Linked DNA regions of Homo sapiens: all the other regions are linked to region 3. Evidence: chromatin loops called from intact Hi-C (ENCODE). Cell type or tissue: ascending aorta. All regions are shown on one strand.

Evidence for each region. A loop is a pair of places that touch in the nucleus more often than their neighbours do. Peaks named below come from ENCODE experiments on the same cell type or tissue, not always from the same donor. Only the 100,000 strongest peaks of a DNase experiment are listed, where the experiment ranks them.
Region 1: a loop joins it to region 3, with 3 times the contacts of the local background. A loop is called at or near these places in 6 of 110 quality-filtered maps.
Region 2: it touches region 3 in a loop (6-fold over the local background); 42 of 110 quality-filtered maps call a loop at or near these places.

The regions. Positions count from the first base shown.
Region 1 is chr4:168,630,572-168,638,571 of GRCh38, reverse strand. The region is part of intron 2 of PALLD (palladin, cytoskeletal associated protein); the gene reads right to left. Among named protein-coding and RNA genes, the nearest start is that of PALLD-AS1, 14 kb to the left of the region's middle. In ascending aorta, a CTCF peak has its summit at 6,886; DNase peaks (open chromatin) are centred at 1,776, 4,011, 6,501 and 6,891; H3K4me3 peaks cover 4,786 bases; H3K27ac peaks cover 6,833 bases.
Region 2 is chr4:168,829,580-168,837,579 of GRCh38, reverse strand. All of the region lies in intron 10 of PALLD (palladin, cytoskeletal associated protein), which reads right to left. It overlaps LOC124900809 (a long non-coding RNA gene), which reads left to right. Exons shown (of 2, transcript XR_007058361.1): 1 at 1-4,843; 2 at 5,864-6,054. Among named protein-coding and RNA genes, the nearest start is that of CBR4, 180 kb to the left of the region's middle. RefSeq lists an enhancer at 5,037-5,897. In ascending aorta, a CTCF peak has its summit at 4,346 (motif pointing left); DNase peaks (open chromatin) are centred at 855, 4,429, 4,979, 5,549 and 1 weaker place; H3K4me3 peaks cover 6,367 bases; H3K27ac peaks cover 6,583 bases.
Region 3 is chr4:168,706,078-168,714,077 of GRCh38, reverse strand. It overlaps PALLD (palladin, cytoskeletal associated protein), which reads right to left. Exons shown (of 22, transcript NM_001166108.2): 9 at 4,931-5,050; 10 at 2,155-2,497. Among named protein-coding and RNA genes, the nearest start is that of PALLD-AS1, 61 kb to the right of the region's middle. In ascending aorta, a CTCF peak has its summit at 3,572; DNase peaks (open chromatin) are centred at 2,077, 2,677, 3,135 and 3,527; H3K4me3 peaks cover 1,591 bases; H3K27ac peaks cover 3,283 bases.

The DNA.
Region 1 (8,000 bases), 76 kb after region 3:
GTTGTTTATAATGTATCCAGTTTATGGTACTTCGTTATAGCCGCCAGAATGGACTAAACTATGGATTAAGATGAAGCTTTAGCTAAGGGACTAAGCAAAGGACCTGATCTAGACTCAGAACAGCTGAGGAGACCCCCTGGAAGGCCTGCCAGGAGATCAACTGCAACTTGAAACCAAGAGGACTGGGGCTGTACTCAGGTAGGACAGGGCCCCAGTTCTTCAGAGCCCTGAAGGTCTGAGAGCACAGCTTTGCCTTGAGACAGCCTTGGTTTCCGCTTTGTCTCTGTTACTTAGTAGCCATGTGATCTTGGGCAAGATGCTTATCTTTGTGAGAATATAGTTTCCAGATAATAAAATAGGGGTAATATATCTACTTCATAATATTTTTGTGAGGATTAAAGGTGGTTATGTGCTTGACACATAGTAAGTGAGGATAAACTGCTGTGATTCTGATTTTGGCTTGGGAATGGAATTAAGGCAGAATAAAAAGAAACATCTGTGACCTTGTGGTTTACAGAAAAGCCTGAAATTGGACTCCTTTTAATAATGATGTAAACTGTTACACAGCATGCTCATCTATGTTTCCCCATTTGATCCTCAGAATTTTTTTTTTTTTTTTTTTTTTTTTGAGATGTATTCTCCCTCTGTTGCTCAGGCTGGAGTGCAGAGGCATAATCTTGGCTCACTGCAACCTCTGCCTCCCAGTTTCAAGCAATTCTCCTGTCTCAGCCAACCGGGTAGCTGGGATTACCGGTACTCACCACCATGCCCAACTAATTTTTGTATTTTTAGTACAGATGGGGTTTCGCCATGCTGGCCAGGCTGGTCTCAAACTCCTGACCTCAAGTGATCCACCTGCCTTAGCCTCCCAAAGTGCTAGGATTACAGGTGTGAGCCACTGCGCCTGGCTAATCCTCAGAAATATTTAACTTTGAAGTGGCTATTGTTAGCCCATTTCACAGATGAGAAATCAAGACCCAGAGTAGGAAATGCCTTGTCTAAGCTCTGTAAGTTGTAGAGTTGTGATAATTACTTGTCTTCTGATCTCAGTCACTACTTTTTTTTTTTTTTAAATAAAAAGTAACATCTATTTCATGGGAGTGACATAGGAAGAACATGGAGCCAAATCAGTTTTTAAAATTATAACCGGGTTAGCTGAGCAATGTGAGACTGAACTTGCAACTTGCTGTGCTTGCTGGTAGTTGTCTACTGGTAGTCCCTTGTCCTAGAAAGGTTACTAGACACTAACTGGTACACCAGCCGGCTGAGAACTGTGCTGAGAGAGAAGGGAAGACTGGAGTGGGGCTCCTAGGCACCGTCTTCAGGGAGAAGCCCCTTTCACTCCCATTCTGCCACCAACCCCTCCGATACAAGCAAAGTAAGGCTAGATTAGCATAGCTTTCTGCTTGTCACACCTGCTGAATGAGCAGGATTCTGCCGTTTCTATCTTTAAGTAGAAACATTACCACTGATTTGTAGTCATCGCACTCTCCAGGAGTCCTTAATAAACTTTAAGATCATTACTGAGTCACTTAGCTCTTCTTTTCCTCTTCACAGAGTTACCAGTTTTCTGATCTCTCTTACAGACTTCCTTTCTAACCAGCAAAGCATGCTTGTGACTCTCCTCTCCTACTTCAGATATTGATCTCAGGGCTGAACATTCACATCCAGGGAGGCAAGACTCACTGCTTCTGAGCCCAAGAAATGGATCACCCTGCTGAGCACTGGCTCTGTAGCTCCTCGTTTCTTTCTCACTCCCAAATGCACTTGGACACTCTCTGGGGCCCTTTTCTGCACTGGGACTGTAAGAAAAGGGCTGATATTTTCTTTTCAAAATAGTTTAGATAGAGTCCTTCTGGAAGCAAGGAATATGACTAAGTGATTTCTTAAAGTCCCTTCCAGCCAGTGATTCATCAGACACAGAATTTTAAGCTGGAATGGCCTGTAATTTTCTGGGCCAAATGTCTCATTTTTGCAAATGAGGAGAGTGAGTTCTATAGAGGTTGAGAATTGTGAGGGCTGCTTGCTATGGTGGACAGATCATGAGATTTGAAGTTAGAAGTTCTGGGTTTTTTTGTTTACTTTCTGGGACAGAGTCTCATTCTGTCAGTCAGGCTAGAGGGCAGTGGCACAATAGTAGTTCACTGCAGCCTCGAATTTCTGAGCTCAAGCGATCTTCTCGCCTCTGCCTCCTAGGCAGCTAGGACTACAGGTACCCACCACCACACTGGGCTAATTTTATTTTTTGCAGGGATGGGGTCTCACTATGTTGCCCAGGCTGGTGTCAGAACTCCTGGCCTCAAGTGATCTTCCTGCCTTGGCCTCTCAAAGTGTTGGGATTACAGGCTCATGCTTATGAGCCACCGTGTCTGGCAGAAGTTCTGAGTTTGAGGTCAAATTCTACCACTCACATGCTTTGTGACCTTGAGCAAGTCATTAACCTCTAGAGCTCCAGTTTCCATACTTGCAGAATGGAAATAACGCCACCTGCCCTACCTGCTTCCAAATGTGGTTCTGATGATCACATGTCATATTTGGGAAGGAAATGATCAAATGTAATACAGTGCTTTATCAATGTTACATTACTAAATAGCTGGTTCAAGGTCACATAGTGGCAAAACCAGGATCCTCAATTCCAATGTAGTTTGATTTCCATCATACAATGTTGCCTTCTTGACATTTTTCCAATTCTATAAGATTTTCTCATCAGGTGCCACACTAATTTGGTCTCCACATGTTTTCCTTTAAATCCCTGGACACACACACAGACTCAAACTGCGGGAATCCAGGCTGGCTCAGATGGATCACAGACCAGCAACCATGAAGGGTTGGTGGGAAGATCTCAGGCCTTCCATTACATCACAGTCATGGCCCTCAGACCCTGGGTTGATGGCTGCCAAGGGACTGGGCATGCTCACAAACATGCTTTCCATGGCACTTCTCTAGCTAGTGTCATAACACCGAATTGCAAGTTGGAGCTGGCTATCTGATAGCTTGTAATGGACTATTAGACTATGGCATATGCCTTGAGGATTGAAATAGGATGAACCTGAGCCACAGAGTGAAGTGATAATAGATACTTTAAGTTCATGCTGGACAGAGATTTGGGAACCTGTTCAGAGGTAATAGGTGGTTTACTGTGCCAGTTTGTGGTAGCCCACATAGGAGAGGCAGGAGATGGCTGCTTAGTCTCACAAACGAAGTGTTGCACCCAAGTGTTATGTGTTCCCATGGACCGCTAATGAGAAGGAGCCCCTGGTCTCTGAGCCCTAGCATCACCATTCTGGCATTGGAAAAGATCGACCATGCTTTATTTGGCCCCATTATTAATCGTAGGGTATATTGAACCCTTAGGAGGTTGAGCAAAACCATCTCTCCCAGTCAACAAGAGACATGGATACACTGTCAGTACTGATATGCTGTGGCCCTCGGGTACCCTGGGACAGACTGGCCCTTGTCTCTTTCATAACTGATGGCTTCCCAAGCTTGACATGAGAAAGAAACCTTCTTTCAGTTATTGGAGAGAGTTGGGTCTCTTCTCTGGCAATGGTATTTGGCCCTTGAAGAGCACAACAGATAAATCCTACGTTTTCCTGTTTTCTTTAAACATAAAAAGCTTTTCAAACTTTCAGAAATAATGGAGAGGTCAAGCATATAATAAATAGGGAGTACAGCTCTTCGCTCAGAGCAATAAAAATGAAAAAAAGGGAAAAAACACTGTGAGCCAGTTCAGCCAACAATTTCCATGTTTAAAAAAAAAGTTCAAGTTGGAGCCATGTGGTCTCAATAAAGTAGTAAAATATATTTTCTTTACGCTACACTTCATATGCCCATAACCTTCCTTTTAAATCATCTCTAACCAGCCCCAAATCACTCTGACCGCAAATCATTTGGTGGCTTTGGTCTCCAGGCGATGGAATGTGCTGGAGTAGACGGGGAGTCGCTACCAAGTGCGCTCTGAGGGAGCCTCCACTCCCCTCGCTCAGGCACACAGACCCCAGCAAAGCTTTGAAAAGGTTCTGCGCTGAGATAGCACATGACATCATAGCCCAATCATTCAGGAAAAAAACTGCAAGGCTGCAGAATAGCACAACATGCCACAAACCACAGTGGGCAGATAAAGTCGAAGAACAGCTTTTCTTACGAAAACATTCACAAATACCACAGGCAGCTGGCAGAGGCACGTTTAATTACATTTACAGAAAAACCACTGTATCCATTAGCCCCACCATCTTTGGGGCTGACCAACAAATGGGAAGGTCACTGAAGCCCATCTTGGAAATTGAAAAGCCAGGAAAGCTCGAAGTTTATGTCATTACATTTTATAATATGTGTTACGATTAGAAATGACCCAACTGTAAAATCACTTGATAGGCTTTGAAAGGACGTCCAAGTGAACAAGACCTCAATCATAACCTATCTTTAAATGTACAGCTGAAGATTAAATGCAGCCCAAGGTGTGAGAAATCAATTATTCAATTCATGATTAATTTAAGAGACACCGAGCTTGTTCTGAGCATAAACAAAGCTCATGCAACTGCCATCTGCCATCACATCACAGGACCCAGTCTTGTCTCTTGCAAGTGCCATTGGAGCTTTTGTTTATTTATTATTATTATTTTTTTAAGAAACTGTTCAAAGAGCTAAGTATACAGACTTTGAAGGGATGGTAAATGTATTGGATGTCCCTTTAGGCACCTCAGAGAAACAAAGTTCAATATGCATTGGCAAAGTATGATTAAAGCTTGATGGAAAAAAATTGTCCAAATAAAAATGCTATTTTACAGAGTAAACATCATCTTACAATAATTGCTTAAGTGGGAGTTTTAAAGAAAACTCGGCAGAACCTTCCATGAGACAAGAGGGATGTGTCTAAAAAGTCTCTTGTAGTTTCTAATTTTAGCCCTAGAGAGCAATCATTGCTATTTCTAGTCTGTGATTTCATTTAAATGAAGGGAGATTTTCAATAGCAAAAAGAAAAGAAAAAAGACTCAGAAAAACCATACAACAAATAAACAACAAATGTAAACACTGTAGTGATCAAAGTAGGTCTCTTTCCTAAAGGAACAATGAAAAATTATATAGTAGCTATAGACACTCATGTCTACTAGTTATGATCTTTTCAGAAACATGTTATTTTATAGCCTCCTAAGGTATCTGGCAACAATCTTTTCCATCAGACACCCAAGGATAACTTTCCATTTCAGTTGGGGGTGGGTAAGCTCAAATGCATGCTCATAACATCTTCATGTAACCCCTATAACAACCGCGGGGGGAAATGTAAGAGTCTTAGGTTACTGAAAATAACCTGTTTGCCATTATACGGGCAATTATAAGCTGGAACTTGCTTTTTTAAAATTGCTGGGTTCAGCAGAGATTTCCCATGGATTTATCGGCAACAGAAATAAACAAGCATTCCATTGAGCTCCACTTGGAAGTGTGAGAAGGGCTGATAGAAAGTCTTTTTCATCATGTGGACAGGAATTCAACTTAACCTACTAGGATGTTAAATTACACTCCAATATCCTGATGATTTTCTTAATCATCAGAAAGCTGAAATCATGCTGGTCCCTTGGAGGACAGCCCCCTTCTCAGGGGGTCTTCCCCGCTGCCCCTCTCCTAACATTCCATCACCCCTTTCCTTGTCAGTAGCCTACCTGCCAGTGAAGTGAAAGGTGACTTCAGCATTCTGGGGGTGTTCAGGTGCCAGGGTCTCTATGCTTGTAATGCAAATAGATTAGGGGAACTCTCTCTGTAAAAGTCATGCTGGTTACTTCTGGATTAAATAATTTCAGGAACTCACCAAAATTGAATATTTATAAGCGTCAGCAATGCTTTCCATAAAAACTAATGGAGAATGTCAGTTTTTCAGTCTTTCCATGGTAGAGGAGTCATCAGGAATGCATTCTTCCCTATTGTATTCTGCCTGCCACTTGTTCCCTAAGAACCACCGCCAACTGAATGCTAACAACAGGGACCCCGTCCAAAGGGAGAGGAGAACCGGGAAAGTAGCATTGGATTTGGTTAGACAAAGAACTGCAATCAAGTGAAACCCAAGAAAACAAACAAACAAGCAAACAATTTTGAGGCAACTGAAAAGCAACAGGTGTGAAAACGCCCAGATTTCTCATGGGAAAAATCACCAAAACCTTGTGAGAAACAAAGTGTTTCCAGCTAGACCTCATTCAGCAACTGAGCAGCTCTTAGGCTGTCAGAAATTGATTGCTTTGTGAAAGTTTCCTTCTATTTCAACCGAGGATGGAGCCGATTACAAAGTAATTAGAGAAAATACAAACTCATTGGGCTCAAATCGCAGCAGGCAAGTTAAACACATGAAAGAGAAGCTTCTCTAAAAGTATCATTTTTTTTAATGGAAAAAAAAAAGGGTGAGGTGGGTAGGAGAGATTATTCAACCTCACGCCTTTCTCCCCTCCCCCACCCTAACTCCAACAACAGAAAAGTCCCGCGAAGCAGGACCCGCCCCCGCCAACCCCCAAAGAGGAGTCCGAAGAAGGGATTAGGAAAACCGTGGCGGAACACGGTATTCTGAGTCCACTACAACTAAACACCCCAAACAGTACTCTTCGCACGAGTACTTGCATGCCACTGCCTGGAAAGGCTGCAAAGCTTTATTTCCTCCATGTCTGCATAGATTTAATGCTGCCACTTACCAGTTGGGCGCAAAACGCCGTCTGCCCCCACTCCCAAACAAGCTCCTCTTGGGGGTCTTTCAGATCTCGCTTATTCCCAGCTTGCAACTTCTGGGCTCTGAATGCGATCTCGTTTGCAGAATGCAACGGAGAAAATTAACTGGCAGCCGCGCTGCCAAAAGGCCGGCCCCTTGCCTGCTGCGCTCGAGAGGTCCTGGGCCCCGCCGGCTCCCGGGAAGCCTCCTGGCGGCGCAGCGGCCACGACTCAGGCTCGGTGAGAGGCCGCCGGTCTCCAGCGCGCGAATGCGCCGCGTCTCGCCGAGGGGCGCGTGTGCGCGGAGTGTGTCGGAGTGCCGGGCTGCTGGGGAGGGGGAGAGGGTGTGTCCTGGGGAGGAATGCTGCTAAACTCCAGAAATAACTCCCTTCACTCCATGCTCTTATCGCACTTAGGACGGCTTTTGCGTTGCCCAGGGGCGGGGGGAATTGTAAGAAGGTAACAGGCAAGTTCCACCGGCGATTTCTAAAGCCACTCCCCATTCAGCTGTGGTTTGAGGCATTCCCTAAAGACCTCTGTTCATTTAGGAAACGTTGCAGCTCTCAAGGGGGGAAATCCAAGAAGCAGCTAGTAGTGAATTTGTATTACTGATAAAAGAAATCAACGTCCAGCTTGAGGTTCCTTCTGTACCCTTCCACACAAGGTATCTTTCAGTTGTACTCTCCATCTGCGTTACCTCTTGTGAGTTAAATTGCTCCTCTGATGCCGCCTTACTGCAAAGCCATAAATTAATTACCCCATTACAAGTAAGCCCCTAGGAAAGGGAATGCCAAGAATAAATCTGGTCTTTGTTCTTTTTTATGTTGAACAAGTCTGCCATTAATCAAGTCTTTCCACCAATGTCTAGGGAACAGACCCAAGGTTGCGACTCATTGAGGGATGAACATGTGTACGTCTGGTTGTCCTGCAGTCTTTCTCTGCGGTATTATGTCATAGTGACTCAGTTACCACACAGACGGATATCAGGAAGAAACAACAGGAGAAACAAAACCAACCGTTTAATAAAGACCTAGCTATTTGCCAACTCTAAAGCCCCTGGCAGACAGTGCTTAATTTTTACACATTTTTAAAGATTATTTCACTACTTCCATCTTCCAGTCCCAGAACTGCTTGTCATTGGCCAGTCTGAGAAACAGACCACAAACCGTTTGAAAATTTAAGGAAGAAACTCATGAGGGACCCATGAAGCTATTAATTTTAATGGAGCCTATGAAATATCAAAGATGTGACAGATTTTTGAATTAGAAACCATATCAAAAAATGCGTTCCGGAAATAGAATCATCTTGAGAGGTCA
Region 2 (8,000 bases), 120 kb before region 3:
GGTTTGAAGTACTCAACGAACGGTATATATTCTATGATTAATTCGAATCATATCCATTAGCATCCAGGTTTACCTTGAGTGTATTCAGCTACCGATAGGTGCTGGTTTGGACATTCAGTAGACTGGCATGAAAAAGAAAAATAAGATGTCTACATATGTGCTTTCCTTCTACTACTGAAGACTATTTAAAAACTAACCTTCACTTAAAAAATACTGAACATACAACTAAGTAACATTAATGTCTAGGTCTAGGTTACTAAGTTCTCAGTAAAAATGATGTTTAGTAAGGAAACGATGTCAGTCAGCCTGCAGCTCATATTGATAAGCCATCCAAAATTGGTCCCATAGGTGATGACATCTAGACCTCACTTCTTCCGCTACCTGTGCTCTCTTCCCCCTCTTCTCTTTCCTCTGTTGTCACAAAGCCAGCTACTGCCAGGATCCCCCCTCCCCATCGCTCTGCAGTCCAGGGTGGGGTCTCTGTTAGCATGAGGAAACGTGAAAGGAAATGTATCTCTGTGTACCTTTATTTTCCCTCCAGGGCTTAAATGGAAAAAGAGAGAAGGTGGAGTCCCTTTTGCCATTGTAACTGGAATTAAAAACCTTAAAAAACTCAAGTTGGAGCTCTGAGTGCATTTTCCCACAAAAACCATGTTATATATAGTGGTTTGGTTCTATGGTACTATTAATAAGACAGAATACTTCAGCTATGATTTCTGGGCTGGCCTGGGAAACCACTAAATATGACATAGTTTCAGTGAAAAAGTGTGTTCAGGGTTCCCAGCAATGAGTTTTACAAACCCACAATCAGAACACAACCCATCTGAAAGCTGAGGGCCGCCTACTTCGCAGTAGGTTTGACAGCCTCACAAAGGCATCCGAATGTCATAGACGTCAACGCCAAGCTTAAGAGTCTCCTGCGTGGCGCTCCAGCAGTACTTCATCTCTGTTTGCCTGATCCCCGTTCTCTAATGTGGCGGGCCTACCTCACACAATTTTGTGAGAACTGAAGCACCTGGTTAGCAATAACTATTCAACAAAGGTTAGCTCTCTTCTCTCCCATTCATTGGTGAAATTTCAGTGTCTGTACTTTTTACTTGGTTTCATGCATTTTCTTATGAATCTATTTTTAACACTTCTATATGAAAAAAATACAAAGCTTTTGCCAGTAGAAACCAGAAAACGGTTATTGCTCATTTCTTCTGGCTGACACACCTTGTCTGCAAATGGCAGCTTCTCCCGCAGCAGGAAATCTTTTCCATCAAATAAGCCATTACGCCTTCCAACAGTCTCTGCCAAACTGAAAATCACCATCTTCACTTACCATAGTGGCAGAGCTTTGGCAGTTGGGCTAACGCGCATTGAGCAGGGAGACTCGGCACTGACATTAGCTAACCATCCCACATTTCCATCTTGTTTCCTCGTAGTCATTATCCAAAATACACAAGGAAGAGAGGCTCACCTAACTGGAATGGCTTATGTTACCAATTACGGTCAACCCTAAAGCACATAACCAGGAAGGCAGCTAACACTGACTGAGCAGGAAGAAATCTGTGCCCTAAGTAGTCCACGGAGTTAGGCAGAGAATTGTACCTGCCACCAGTTTCAAAATGCTCTTTCTCCTTCCCTGACACCTCAGGCTCTCCTTATTTCATTTTATCTCCATGTCTTTTCTACAAGAATGGGTCACTGTTTTCTATTCATTAAAACTCTTTGAGCCAGGCACAGTGGCTCACGCCTATAATCCAAGCTACTCAGGAGGCTGAGGCACGAGAATCGCTTGAACCTGGGAGGCAGAGGCTGCAGTGAGCCCAGATCATGCCACTGCACTCCAGCCTGGGTGACAGAGCGAGACTATGTCTCAAAAAAACAACAAAACAAACAAAAAACTCTTTGGATGAAACATTTCTCATCTACCATCTCTAATTCTTTATCCTCTCTTAAAATTTGATAACAGAGCTTCCCTGTTTTTTAAAAAAAATCCCTTAAATTCGTGCAATCTCAAAGAGATCTAGGGCTAAACACCTGGGAGACTGAACTAAGAAGAAATGAGTGTCTCAATTTCCTCTCTGTATGGCCCTGGAACAAATCCTCACCTTCTCTGCAGCTTTTTCTCAAATCTGGTCGAGTTCCATTTCTTGTATGGTGTCTCAAAAGAACATTGCTAGAATGAGCCAATACGTATATAGTACCAGGAGCACTTTCAAAGAACGCTTTAGTGCTCTTTTAATGTATTATTTTTAAAAAGTATATGGTTAGTGTCTATTTTCCCCATTTACTTGTAGAAGATTATTTGTAAAATACTGAATGGGAGGCAATTTTTGAAGTATAGTGAATTGTGATTACTCAGAGTTTATCCGGATCTCTTGAAATAAGTGCTGAAAAAGTGCCATACGTTTTGATACAAAATTGTTGAAGTGGAAAATATACACAAAAGAAAATGTCGAATACACCTTTTTATAGTTCCCAATGATTGTGAAAGAAATCTGGAAAGGGGGGAAATCAACAATTGTTTGGACAATTAAGAACTGTTGGAACACGCTAATAATTTCCCCTTGAAATAATGACTTCAGCACCTTGAGCAGTATGAACTCCACCAACATTGCCAGGAAATGCTTTATATGTTTCAGGAATAATTAGTTGCTTCAAATATAACAGAGTCAAAGGTTTACTGTAACCTAGGGAAAATAATATTTTGCAAAAATGCAAAAATGCAACTACCCTCAAAGGTAGTCCAAATAATATAGTTCATGAGCAAAGTTTTAAAGGCTTAAGACAATAGAGTAAAATTCTGAAGATCAAGTACAATGCAAGGTGGTGACATTTAATTTTTTTTTTATTTTTAGATGGAGTCTCGCTCTGACACCCAGGCTGGAGTGCAGTGGTGTAATCTTGGCTCACTGCAACTTCCACCTGCTGGGTTCAAGTGATTCTCCTGCCTCAGCCTCCTGAGTAGCTGGGGTTATAGGCACACACCACCACACCTGGCTAATTTTTGTATTTTTAGTAGAGACCGGGTTTCACCACGTTGGTCAGGCTGGTCTCGAACTCCTGACCTCGTGATCTGCCCGCCTCGGCCTCCCAAAGTGCTAGGATTACAGGTGTGAGTCTCTATGCCCGGCCTATTGTTACCTTTAAAAATATTAAAAGTCAACTAAAAACTATCTAGAGCTCATAAGGATCTACTGAAGCAACACTAAGGCTACTATGAGTAGGACACCTGTTTATTGTTTACTAAGTCAGTGGTCCTCACCTGGGACAGACTGGGCCTGTCGTTATTACATTATTTAAAGCAGGTGAGCTACCACACCATCCCAGCTATCAGAATTTTATGATTCATGAATTCCAACAATCACAATAAAAATAAAGCTGCATTATTTCCAACCATCCCCCATGCTCCTCACACAGGGCACCAAGTTTTCACATAGCCAGAGATGGTGTGGATGTTGGCATATTTTGCTACTTGCTGTACATGCCCAGTTTCTTAATGAATGCGGTCACTGGGAAACCAACCCCACTCCTTTTTCTAATGACAAAGTACAAGAATCAGTAAAAAAAATAAGTAAAGCTTAGGGATTGGGGGAAAAACTGTTTATTATCTAGCTCTTGTCTATCTCGTATGTTTATGGTTCAAGGATGTGCTATTTATTAACTGCCTCCCTCAAGTTATAAATCTTACACTCACACAAAGGCATAGGGGTACATTAGCTTCAAACTATCTCCTATATCCATTGATCTAAACAGACATGGGGAAAATCAAATTAACTCAAACCTCTTATCTAAATCAAAGTCTGCCAAGTCTGAAGGGGGAAAAAAATTGTTTTGGGGGGATGTGAAAAAAAAAATAGCAAGAAAGATGCTGTCTTTCTAGAAGCAACCCAAACCCAAATCCCTGGACAATTCTCTGGCTATCTTTTCCTTAGGTAGTGGGAGTTAAGGAGACAGTCCTGACAGGAGCCTGCATAACACAAATCAAGAAATTATCCTCACAGCCAAGGCTGGTGACACCATTCCTTAACCTGGCGGAGGGGAGCTTTTCAAGGCTTATGAACCAGGATCATATTATTCCATGTCTCTGAAGCTTGGGTCGGTCCCTCTGTCCTTTTCTCGTGCTAGTTTCTCTGTGATTACGCATTAAAATGTAGAGCCAGTCATCTCTGGCTCCTAGAGACTCCCAGGTTGATGAATGCACACCCGTCCTGGAATTTCGCCTGAAGACCAGTAACGGGACTCGGTGTGCCCGGGCCTGTTCGGGGCACGCAGCGCAAGACCCGGCTCCGCAGGGTGGGAAGATGCCCGAGCCCAGGGAGACCCGACCGAGACGCCCCCTCTCCTGCCCAGCGCGCCCCCTTCCGTCCCCAGCAAGAGAGCAAAGGTCCCAAGCCTCAATCCGGGCTCAAGCGACCAAACCCCTTTCTAGAGTCTGGACCACTCACCATTCGGGACAGAGCTGCCCCCAAAAGTTAAAATGAGACAAACGGGCGGGAAGCCCCCAGCCCCGGGGCGGGGCCGGCCTAGAGCCCTGCGCTCCAGCTTTGGGAGCTCACCCAGGCCCGGGGAGGGCCAGCCTGGCTGCTCACGGGACCCTCCCTTGTTGGCCCGGCCGTGGCCGGGAACCCACGCGTGGCCGGTGCGCGCTGCCAGTGCTGCAGCTGAGGTTCGGGTTCGGCCCGCGCCCGGCGTGAACAAAGCGGCTGCCAAGGCCTGGGACTGAGGGGACTGAGCCGCCGGCTCCACGCCGCCCCCAGGCCCAGAAGAAACACCGACTGCGGGCCGGGCACAGCACCCGGCCGGGGAAAGGACGCCCCGAGTTACGCGCAAACTTCCTTTGAATGGCGCCCAGGTGGGGTGAACCATCCCAAAGAAAGGAGGATGGGCTTGGGAAGGGAGGGCTCGGCTCAGGTCGGGGGGACCCCTCCGTCCCCACCCTCTCCCCGCCAGCTGCCAGGGAATGATGTCATCGCCTCTCCCGGCCCTCACCCCTGTCTCTGCCAGCCCCGCTTTCTCTGCTCTCCCACCCCAGGTCTGACCCCTCAGGGAGCGTGGCCAAGATTAAGAGAGGGGCGGGGGGCCGTGGGGGTGCGAGGTGTTCAGAGAAGAGTTAGGAGAGCGGGAGGGATCGTCCGTGGCAGCAGAGCATCTTCTCCCGTCTGGGCCCTGCCAAGATGATGCAGACATTCCTATCTGGAGCTCCGCTTTCAGGGATCTGTGCTCCCGCGGGCCGGGGGAGGGAGAGGGCTCGGGAAGGAACCGGCCGGGTGGAAAGTGCGCTGACGAGTCTCTTGTCCTCCCCGCCCCCACCCTGTCCCGAGCCCTGCACTCCCGACTCGCGGCCCACCCTGCACGCTGCACTCCCTTTAATTCACACATTTCTTCCACCAGCCTCAGGGCCGATTCCCCGCGCCTACCTCGGCTCTCCGGGCCGCCTCCCGCTGCTGCCCGATTCCGCGTCCGGAGCGAGCGGGAGCTGCAGCGGGCTCCGCGGACCGGGCGCGGGGCAGGTATCGGGCTTTATACCTCGCCCGCCGGGTGACTCAGGAGGCTCCGAGCCTTCACCCGCCGCCCTTCAAAATAAGAGTCCGGCGGCGCGGCGGGCGGGAGAGAGGAGGCGTGGCTCGCAGCTCTGGGACGCGGCCCCCAGGTTAGGGAGGCTTCCCCGCACCCACTCGTAACCTTGTCCCGCCCTTTGCATCTTTCTGGTCGCAGGCCCCTTCCTGGGGCAGCCAAGCTACAAATCGGGCTTTCCTGGAACGATCGAGAAGTGCTAATAACGGGAAAGAATTTAAGTTTTTTAGGCCCATAGATATGTTGTCGGCTTGTTAGGATGATTCTCCTCCGGTGTTTGTGTTTTTTTCCTTTACAGACTAAAGAGTGTCCAATAAACGCGACTCCAGGGCAGCGTTTTAGGGGAAAGCAATAAAAACTCACGGTAGAATGGAAGCTGCCCTGAAGGAATGGAACTGCGAGACTGGGGCTGGGACTGGGGCTGTGGGGAGGGAAAGCACATACAGTGTAAAAACGATTGTGTGACATTAAATCGAAAAGCACAAATCATCATGCAGTATATTTCTTTTCTAAGAAGAGGAAGGATAATTTTTAGATTTCCATTAATTAGTTTACTGGGTTCTGTGTAATAAAAAGCTAAATTCAGGAGCCCTTAGGGTGAGAAGAGTAAAGCATTTGATCTAGCAACATCTGAGGAACCCGGTCCCTATCCTATCCTGTGATCCTCTTAGCTCATAAACTACTGGAGGCCCTGAGTCACTTATTTTAACGCTCATCTACACAGGAACTTCTGTAGAAGTGTTTTCAAAGAGGAACTGGACTCATTCGTTCCAGAATTAATATTCTATGCAAAATTTGTGACAGATTGTGGGCTTAGCCCTAAATCCAGATCACCAACTTTTCTTTCACCAGATCAGCTAAGGACACCCCTGGCTCTGTGTATAATCCTCCAGTAGCTGGGTTGGCACACCATGTCACAACAATTTCTGTCTTCTTTCTCCTTCCAGAGTGTGCTCCTTGGCCACTGGGACCAAATCTTTCACACACAATAAGCTGTTAACAAAATGAATGCATGAATGAATGAATGAATGAATGGTAATATCTACCATTTACTGAACTTACTGTTGTGCCAGGCTGTTTCGGTAACGTGGTCACTCAGTAACTGCCAATAAATGCTAACTAGTTTTGAATAGCCAGTAGACCACTTGTTTAAAGGGTTTAGTACTGTAACTGTATCCTGCCGTCATTACTGATATCTAACACTAGCATTGCTAGGTTCACTGTCTTCAGCCAGGTAGTCTATTCCTCTCTCGGAAATATCTTTATTGACTTTTAAATGAATAACGATGTCTGTAAAATATTAAAAACCAAATATTGTTCTTTAAACAATAAACCAAAATTGAATGTCCCTGTGATTTTACTCCCAGAGATAAATTGTTAGCTGCCTAAAATATAGTCCTCCAGGCTTTTGGATGTGTATTTAAACACACACTTAAAATAGCTTAGATAATTGTTTCCATACAATTTTGTAACTTTTTTTTTTTTGAGACAGGGTCTCACTCTGTTGCCCAGGCTGAAGTGCAGTGGTGCAGTCATGGCTTACTGCAGTTTTGACCTCCCAGGCTCAAGTGATCCTCCCACCTCAGCCTCCTGAGTAACTAGGGCTACAGGCACGTGCCATCATACCCAGCTAATTTAAAACATTTTTTTTTGTTCAAGACAACGTCTCGCTATGTTGTCCAGGCTGGTCTCAAACTCCTGATCTCAAGTGATCCTCCCACCTCGGCCTCCCAGGCGTGACCACCGCACTCAGCCTATAACTTTTTTTTTTTTTTTTTTTTTTGAGACAAAGTCTCACTCTGTCACCCAAGCTGGAGTGCAGTGGCGTGATCTCGGCTCACTGCAACCTCCACCTCCTGGGTTCAAGCGATTCTCCTGCCTCAGCCTCCCAAGTAGCTGGGATAACAGGCGCCTGCCACCACACCCAGCTAATTTTTGTAGTTTTTGTAGAGATGGGGTTTCACCATGTTGGCCAAGCTGCTCTTGAACTCCTGACCTCAAGTGATCCGCCTGCCTTGGCCTCCCAAAGTGCTGGGATTATAGGCATGACCCACTGCACCTGGCCTGTAACCTATTTTTTTTAACCTAATAATATACTGACCATAGTCATCTTTCTGGGGATAATACAAAGCATTATCATCTCTTGCATTTTTGAGAGGGTGATAGACCAACAATTCATTGTCCTGGAACACAAACTTTAAAGAGTGAAAATCACTTTGCCTATTCTAATATTTCTAACAGTATTTCCCTGTTTAGCTTCACCTTTCTTTGAATTCTCAGCTTGTTTACGCCCATGTCAAAGGGCCCTTAGGGCTGCAGCAATGACATCACGTGGCCTGCAGCAGGGTTTTCTTGCAGGCTGTGATGGGACACTGACTAAAGAGTGCCACCAGATGAGAGTTAGGACGTGTGATCTGTGCCATTAACTGTGGGAC
Region 3 (8,000 bases):
TATCATCACATATTATTTTCTACCTAGTTAAATGGCAGGTAAATATGCAACACGAAAAAACAAAAATCAAGTGATTCCCTAAGAATATGTTTAAACATACGAAGATTTGAAAAAAAAAAAAAAAAAAAAAAAAAACAATGGGAAAACCTAGTACAAGTAAATGTTGTTTCTAAGCTGTTGGGTTTTGTGGTTAGGTGTTCTGCTTTTTCCCTTAAATTTCCTCATGAAGGGAGAGTAACCTATTTATTTGGGCCTCATACATTTAAGTCCATTTTTTCTGCATCTTATTTTATATTTTATCTTATATTTATATTTATATATTTATATATATTCATATTTTATCTCACTCACAAGCAAATCCTGATGTTCTTTAAACTTGTGCTTAAGCTGTCATCCTCTTAATGAACGCGAAGTTGTTTTGTCTACATTCTGTAGATATTACCCCCTTGCCATATACATTAACCTGGCTGCAAAGCAGAGCTAAAAGCTGCAGAGCTGTTGAAACTCCTGAGATAAGACGGGCTGTAGATGCCTCTTAACAGCTCCTCGTATTTGCTCTCCTGTGATTTACATCCAATTTATGATACCCATTAGAGTAGATAGACTTTACTTAATCAAGACCACAGTCAAGTCCTAGTCATTCAACACATTTGCCCTTTCTCTCCCTGGAGAGCAGGTCCCTTGTTTCATTAAAAGCACTGCAAATACATATTCAAAATGCAAAGATGAAAGAAGTCAGCAGTGGCAATTAATTTTATGGGTTGCTGCTACAAGAGCATAAATCTCTTTTAAGGACACCATTTTTTAGCTCATTATACCTGTTCAGCCTCTGAATGGAGATGGCGCATAGGTATTAAATGTTCACCAGCACCTTTCACACTATTGTGTACAAGCTTAGTGAGTAGCCCTACTGTCTTAAAAGAGAGCCAGAACACAATGCAAAATTAAGTAGAGGGTAGCAATATATCGATTTTTGAAACTGCAACCCAAGATTGTCCAGAAGTCTGGTTTTATATAATTGTTAGCCCATTTCTTAACTTAAGGTATTCTTTTGACTGCTTTTGTTATTTGATTAGTCTAATGTTGTTCATGAAATCACTCAGTAAACAATAAAGTGATGTACAAAGGTAAGGTGTTATTCTAATTCAAATATCTTTTAAATTCTAACATTTCTAACAAATGAACTGATCACAGAGAGAAAAGAGTAGGCTAGTCAATGCTAGGGAAATAAAGAATAACCCCTAAAGAAGCCCTTCCTGCCCCAAATCAAAAACATCAGATATGGGTAAATAGAAGGGGCTTTCCTAGGTTCTGGCAAATACATTCTCATGGGAATGTGACCTCATAGAATACATACACATTCACTATGACTCTTACATTTCCACTAACCTCTGGCAGGGCAGTAATTCAGGGTCTCTTGCGCTATGGTAGAACCCTTTGAGCTAATTTATTTCTGCCTCTCTCTGACATTGTAATGGCTCCATTCATAACAACTCTCTGCTGTGCGGTGCCAATGGAAACAGCTCATGCAAGGTTTATCATCCTAAGAAAATAATGGACATCAACTGTGAAGATGGTATTCATGGAAATATGCAGCTCCATGGAATTCCAAGCCAAGTAGCCTGTGTTGTGAAGGGCGCTCTTCTTGCCCACAAGCCTGCTTCCCTCCAGTTTCATTGCCCTGCCAGGATCTGCACCCTGAATTTCCAGCCTCAGTTTTTAGTCTTTCCCCGCTTGTCTATATCAGATCTTCTTACTGATACTTAATATTTAAAGTAACAAATGCAAAGTACTTATACTCACTTTTTGAAATGCTTTTAATAAAGGGCTGAAAGTAGATCCCCCTTTTCCATGGCCTCCAGGGAGTGGCTACATCCTTAGCTGTATGTTGGAAGCCCACACTGGGCACAGATATTTTCACAGCCATAACCAGTTATAGCTTTCAGCAAAGGGCAGATTTCACCAAGCTTTTCATTTCCCTTCTTTATTTTTAGGTGTCTTTTATATTGTTGAAAGACACCACTTGGCAGCAAGGTCCCATGAGTCAAGGCCAACTTGCCACATAGTTGAATACAGGCAAAAGTTTTTTTCTCACCAGACAGGAAATGTAACAGGGGTATGGAAATTATTATAAAACCATGCAGAAATACTCACAGTTTTGGTTTGGCAAGCAGAGGTGGTGGCTCCTTAGTGGGTGAAAGCAGGACAGCTGGTGTTGGAAGAGATTTATTACTGTTAGCTTTGCCGTTAATCAGTCCATTTACTCCACGGCTGGGATGGACTCCGTTCGTTTCCCTCTCAGCAGCATTGAATTGCATTTGAAGGGCTGCCCTGCTCAGGCCTAACTCAGGGTTGTTCACCTGCTGGATCTCAGATGGTTTCTTTGAAGCCAACTCCAAGGAACTTGTCTCCAAGATTGGAGGGGGAGGTGGAAAGTGTTGGAAGTGGTCATTGTTGGATTCTCCCATTGACTCGTAACTACAGTTTTCAGTGTTGGCTAAGGAAGGGGAAAGAGAGGAAAAACATAAGAAGATGCCACTAGTTCAACAAGTGATTTCACACTGTCAGAGTCTTCTGAGAATCCCTGTGTTGTGTGAAGTTGTTAAAGAAGAGGTGATTGTGCTGCTCTCATCTGACGCAGAAGCACTGCCAGCTGGAGGGCCTGGTTCTTTCAAGCTTGTTTTGAACGAGTGCTACCGTTTCATTTCCTGACTGAGCTCACATTTGGGGAACCCAGCTACCGAATCATAAAAATTCCAAACAAGAGCTAAAGATAGAACTTGGCAAAAAAAGTGACAACACAAACAGTATCAACCAACAATGCTTTGTCCTCTCACGTTTTGGTCCATGGGTCCGACTGAACATCCTAGCTGTCACTACTCAAATTGGCTCAAGCTGTAAAGGTTTTATGTGGATATTCATCTAAAGCTAGGGAAGGTAAACCTTGGAGTCCAAGTAAAATTTCATAATCTCATAAAAATATTTTTTTCCATATTAGGTGATTGCTCCAACTATAACTCAGTACGAAAGAGATTTTTATTTGTTGCCCTCAATAGGCTGAAAGCATCTTGAGATCACGTCTTTTTTAGATTCTGCACCTTGCCCACACAGCCCAGCAGAGCTCCTGGCATGCACTCAAAAATGCTTATTGAGGTAAACAAAAAGCTCAGAAATAAAATATTTGTTGATTATGTTTGACCTATAGCAGATTTACTGCAGAAACAAATGGAAAATATTACACACAAATTTTTGCCACTCAGACTTATAGAGCCCAGGGTTTTGGCCATATTGTTTAAACACTGCACTCCTGCTATGGCCATTTGATGGGACAGTGTTGAAGCCAACTCGGAATCAAAACGCTGGGGTCCTCTTTGCTCTGTAACTCTGATCCTGACACTTAGGTTTCTTTCAGCACTTACAGTAGTCATTCACAGAAACCATTTCCCACTTAAGATGACCCTCCCATTTCTTTTCTTAATGAAGATGAAAAAGCATTTACAGTTGCCACTCTAAGGTCCCTAAATAAGTTTTGGTTGTGTCTCTGCTGCCACCTAGCACCAAGTTCTTGCTCTTCTGAAGGAATCCAAGTACAATTCAGTTGTTCTCTCCAAGTCCGTATCATTTAACAAATGACCCATTTATTGATTCCCTACTATGTACATTATGTTCCAGGCTTGGTCAAAAACATATTTTAAAAATATCTTTAAGATGAATGGCAGAGATGAGGCAATTAAAGTAAGCTAATGCTCATTAGTAACTAGAAAACAGACAAATAAAAAGAAAAGAAAAGAAAAGAAAAAGAAAAAAAGCTGTTTCATATTGCCTTCCCTAGTGGTAAGTTTTTGAGTTTAGAAAATATCCATATATTTTTGAAAATTGACTTCAATAATACAATACATTGCTTTCTTTTTCATATTAGTTATATACTATCATTGATACAGACTATCAGTGAAATTTGAGTTTGAAGGCCTTTACAGCTTCTCTGAGTTTTATCTTGTATTACATTTTATACAAGAAGGCTTATCTTGTATTACCTTTTCAGAAGTTTCAACAGTGGATCAGACAATGGCTTATTTGTACAAGTATCTCCAGATCTCATGTGTTGGCACTGCTGAGAAAGTGACTGCACCTCTGATGCAGAGGTGGCTTTCCAATGTGAATATGATTCTAGGTTAGCGGGAGGATGTTAGGAAACCAGCTCCATCGTTTCCAAGACCAAGACTGCACGATTTTAAAGAAAGCCCCCTGTGTGTTCAGTTGCTACACGATCATTATCTTTTTGTTTGTCATCTCCACTTCACTCCTTCTTCTCCCCTCCCCTAAAGCCTTTGTTTCACGATGAACTTAGATTGTTAGGGTGACTCCTGGAGTGGCCAGATTCCTGAAGGCTGAGCTGAGCTCTCTTCCTGGGACAGTCGCTTTGTCCCTTCCTTCCTTCCTTCCTTCCTTCCTTCCTTCCTTCCTTCCCTCCCTCCCTCCCTCCCTCCCTTCCTTCCTTCCTTCCTTCCTTCCTTCCTTCCTTCCTTCCTTCCTTCCTTCCTTCCTTCCTTCCTTCCTTCCTTCCTTCCTTGATGGAGTCTGACTCTGTCACCCAGGCTGGAGTGCAGTGGGATGATCTTGGCTCACGGCCACATCCACCTTCTGGGTTCAAGTGATTCTCCTGCCTCAGCCTCCAGAGTAGCTGGGATTACAGGCACGCACCACCACACTCAGCTAATTTTTGTATTTTTGGTAGAGACAGGGTTTCACCATGTTAACCAGGCTGGTCTCGAACTCTTCACCTCAAGTGATCTGCCTGCCTCGGCCTCCCAAAGTGCTGGGATTACAGGTGTGAGCCACTGCACCTGGCCAGGACGGTGCCTTTCTGCTGTGGCCATCCACACTGGTGCTGGGGAACAGAACCCAGTCATTTTTTTTACTCCTCACATACCTGAGGTGACAACCAGCTGGGCAGTGCTGGTTGCTGATCCATAATCATTTCTTGCTGAACATGTAAAGATCCCTGCATCTTCAGGGAAAGTCTCAGCGATAACTAGGGTGCAAATCTCCTCTGGAAGTGAAGAGAACAGAATCATTCATCAGAGTTGAACCATGAAGTCACTTTTAAGAAGTGAGACCCTCCACCTTTCCACAACAAACAAATTAGGTTATGATTATTACAGATTCACTTTACAAAAGTGTTTACAATAGAATCTCTTTACATTTAATTTAGCAATTCTGCCTAGCAGAAAAAGCTTTGGAGGTAGACCCATTCTTTGTGATGTTGGACAAGAGCAGTCTCGGTGTCCTCATCTATAAAATGGGGATAATACATACCCAATGGGTTATCTGTGAAGATAAAACGAGATGTCTGCAAGTGTGCAGCTCTGTATTTTGCATGTAGGAGTTAAGCTGATTGCATGTCAGAGTTCTTTCTGTACATACAGCTACCTCTTATATCTGCTCAGCTGCAAACCAAGCAGTGGGGAAAATAAAGCTCTTCTGAAATGTTAACCACGGGGGAAAAAAGAACATGACCTGTATATGTTTGACCTGTAGACAACTATTCTGGAAGGTACTGTTAAGTGGCATGGCAGTGTTGTAGGGCATGAAAAGCCCAGACTCGAAACAGCTGCCAGGGCTTGAATGAGGGTCCTGCCACATCTTGCCTTTGTGACTTTGGTCAGTCTCCCTGAACTTCAGTGTTCTTCTCCGTAAAATGGAGACAATAATAGAAGCTACCTCACAGAGTTTGTATTAGTCATGCATGACACACAAAATTAACCACCACACGGTTATTGTGAGGGGGATGATGATGATGATGATGACGATAACAAGAGCTGACAGCTATATAACCCTTACTATACACTAGGTATTGTTACCAGCACTTAACATAGATTAAATCTAATCATCATGTCAATCTTATGAGTTATGTAAGTTTATTATTAGCCCATTTTATAGGTAGAAAATGGAAGCACAATAAGGTTAATTCACTTGCCCAAGGTCACACAGCTAATAAATACTAACATAGGGATTCAAAGCAAGCTGGGGTCCAGACTCCAAACCCTAACCACCACCTACTTTTGTGATATGACATACTGTGCTTAGGACATTGCCTGGCACAGAGCAAATGCTTCATAGCCAGTGTTAGCTGTTAACATTAAAAGGAAGCTATATCTAGAGTATTAATTAGTTTTACTAGTTGAATAATTGCTTATATTGTACCAGTATAAAGATAATTATGTGGGCAAACGTTAAGAAAAGTGATATATTTCGGGTTCCCACAAAGTGATTCTATTGGTTATTCACAAATTTTGGGGGTAGCATAAGACCGTGTATTGTACATTTCTTAGTAATAATGGCTGCAATTATTCCTTCCTTTGTAGACATGCCTCTTTTTAATGTGCCTCTGCAACACCTTCATAAAGTGGCAGAGTCTATTTCCCCATCCGTTGAACCTGGGCTGGCCCTGTGAGTTGCTTTAGCCTAGAATGTGGTGAAAGTGATGTTGTTGGCCAATTCTGAGCCAAATCCTTGAGAGGCCTGGCCTGTTTCTGCTCCATCTCTTGGAACCCTGATGAACCCTTAGGTGAACAAGGCTGTGCTAACCTGTAGGAGGAAGAGACCATATGGAGCAGACATAAGCCCTTCCAAAAGAGACCATCCTAGACTAACTGACTCGTTCCTCGTCATCCTGGCAGCTGACCATGGCCGCACTGAGACAGCCCAGCTGTGGTCAGCCTAGCCTGGCACAGACCACAAAAACCACCCAGCTGAGGTCAAGCCAAATAGTTCACCCACCGAATTATGGTTGCTGCTTTAAGCAACTAAATTTTGGGGTGCTCTACTGTATTGCAGTAGCTAACTCATAGAATTTGATAAGATAAACCTCCTTCACTAACATCCTTCTAAGAGCAAACGTTTCAGACCATCAATAATGAAAATCAGCAAATCTGTTTCAAAACATTTTATGTTTTAAACCCTGAAACAAAAGAAGTACTAACTGTAGGTAAAAGTGATATGTTTAAAAAAAACATTTTTGTCTATTGAAGAGAGCTTTAAATATTTTAATTTTTTACCTATACATCAAATTAATAAGTGCAAAAGTAAATAAATTAAACACTAAGTATAAAATAAAGTGTAAATGTTTCTCTTTATAATCGAATTCCCTTTATATACCTAATACCCCTTAATAATCTCACTCTTCAAAGGCAAATGCAGAGTTTGTTGTATTTGATTCTAGAAAAAAATTCATGTATCTATCATTTCAAAATTTGTCCAAGTATTATCAAACTATATAGTTTTTGATGTCGTGTTATTGGGTCAAATATATATATCTATTTTTTTGTATTACCAAGTAATATGGCCTATAGGCATCATTGAGTTTTACTCGATTTCTCACTCCATTCTTAGGTTTTATCAACCCCCTGCCCCACCCACCAAAGCCTTTCCTTTTCCCCATTTCTGATGATGCTGATGGTAATCTGGTTAACAGACTGCTTGAGATTTTGTTAAAAGCTAAAATGCAAGGATTCTTCTGTGTCAAAATGTTACGTTCCTTAGGAAAGATCTGAGGACTACGGTGATTATAAGCTTCTGAGAGTTTAGCATTGTAGTGTAGCTCAAGGTCAACTCATTTCTAAGATATATTAATACAGGTTTAAAATTGCAAGAGTTGTAAAAACACACACCTTATTCTTTCAGCATATTATTCAATTTGATGTTTGAATGGGGTGTGAAAAACTTAGTTTATTCTTTATGTTCTATTATTAATTTTGTGTTCTACATTGAATCTAAATTATTTAGTTGAGGTAAAAGTAAAGGGCAATGACAGTAGGAGAAATACTGCAAAATTCCACTTAAGAGGTATCTAAACTAGTCATACTCTTAGAAGCAGAAGGTCGAATGCTGGCTGCCAAGCATTGGGGGCAAGGAGGAATGGCAGTTGCTGTTCAGTGGGCATAGTTTCACTCATGCAAGATGAAAACGTTCTAGACATCTGCTGCACAACATTAAGCATA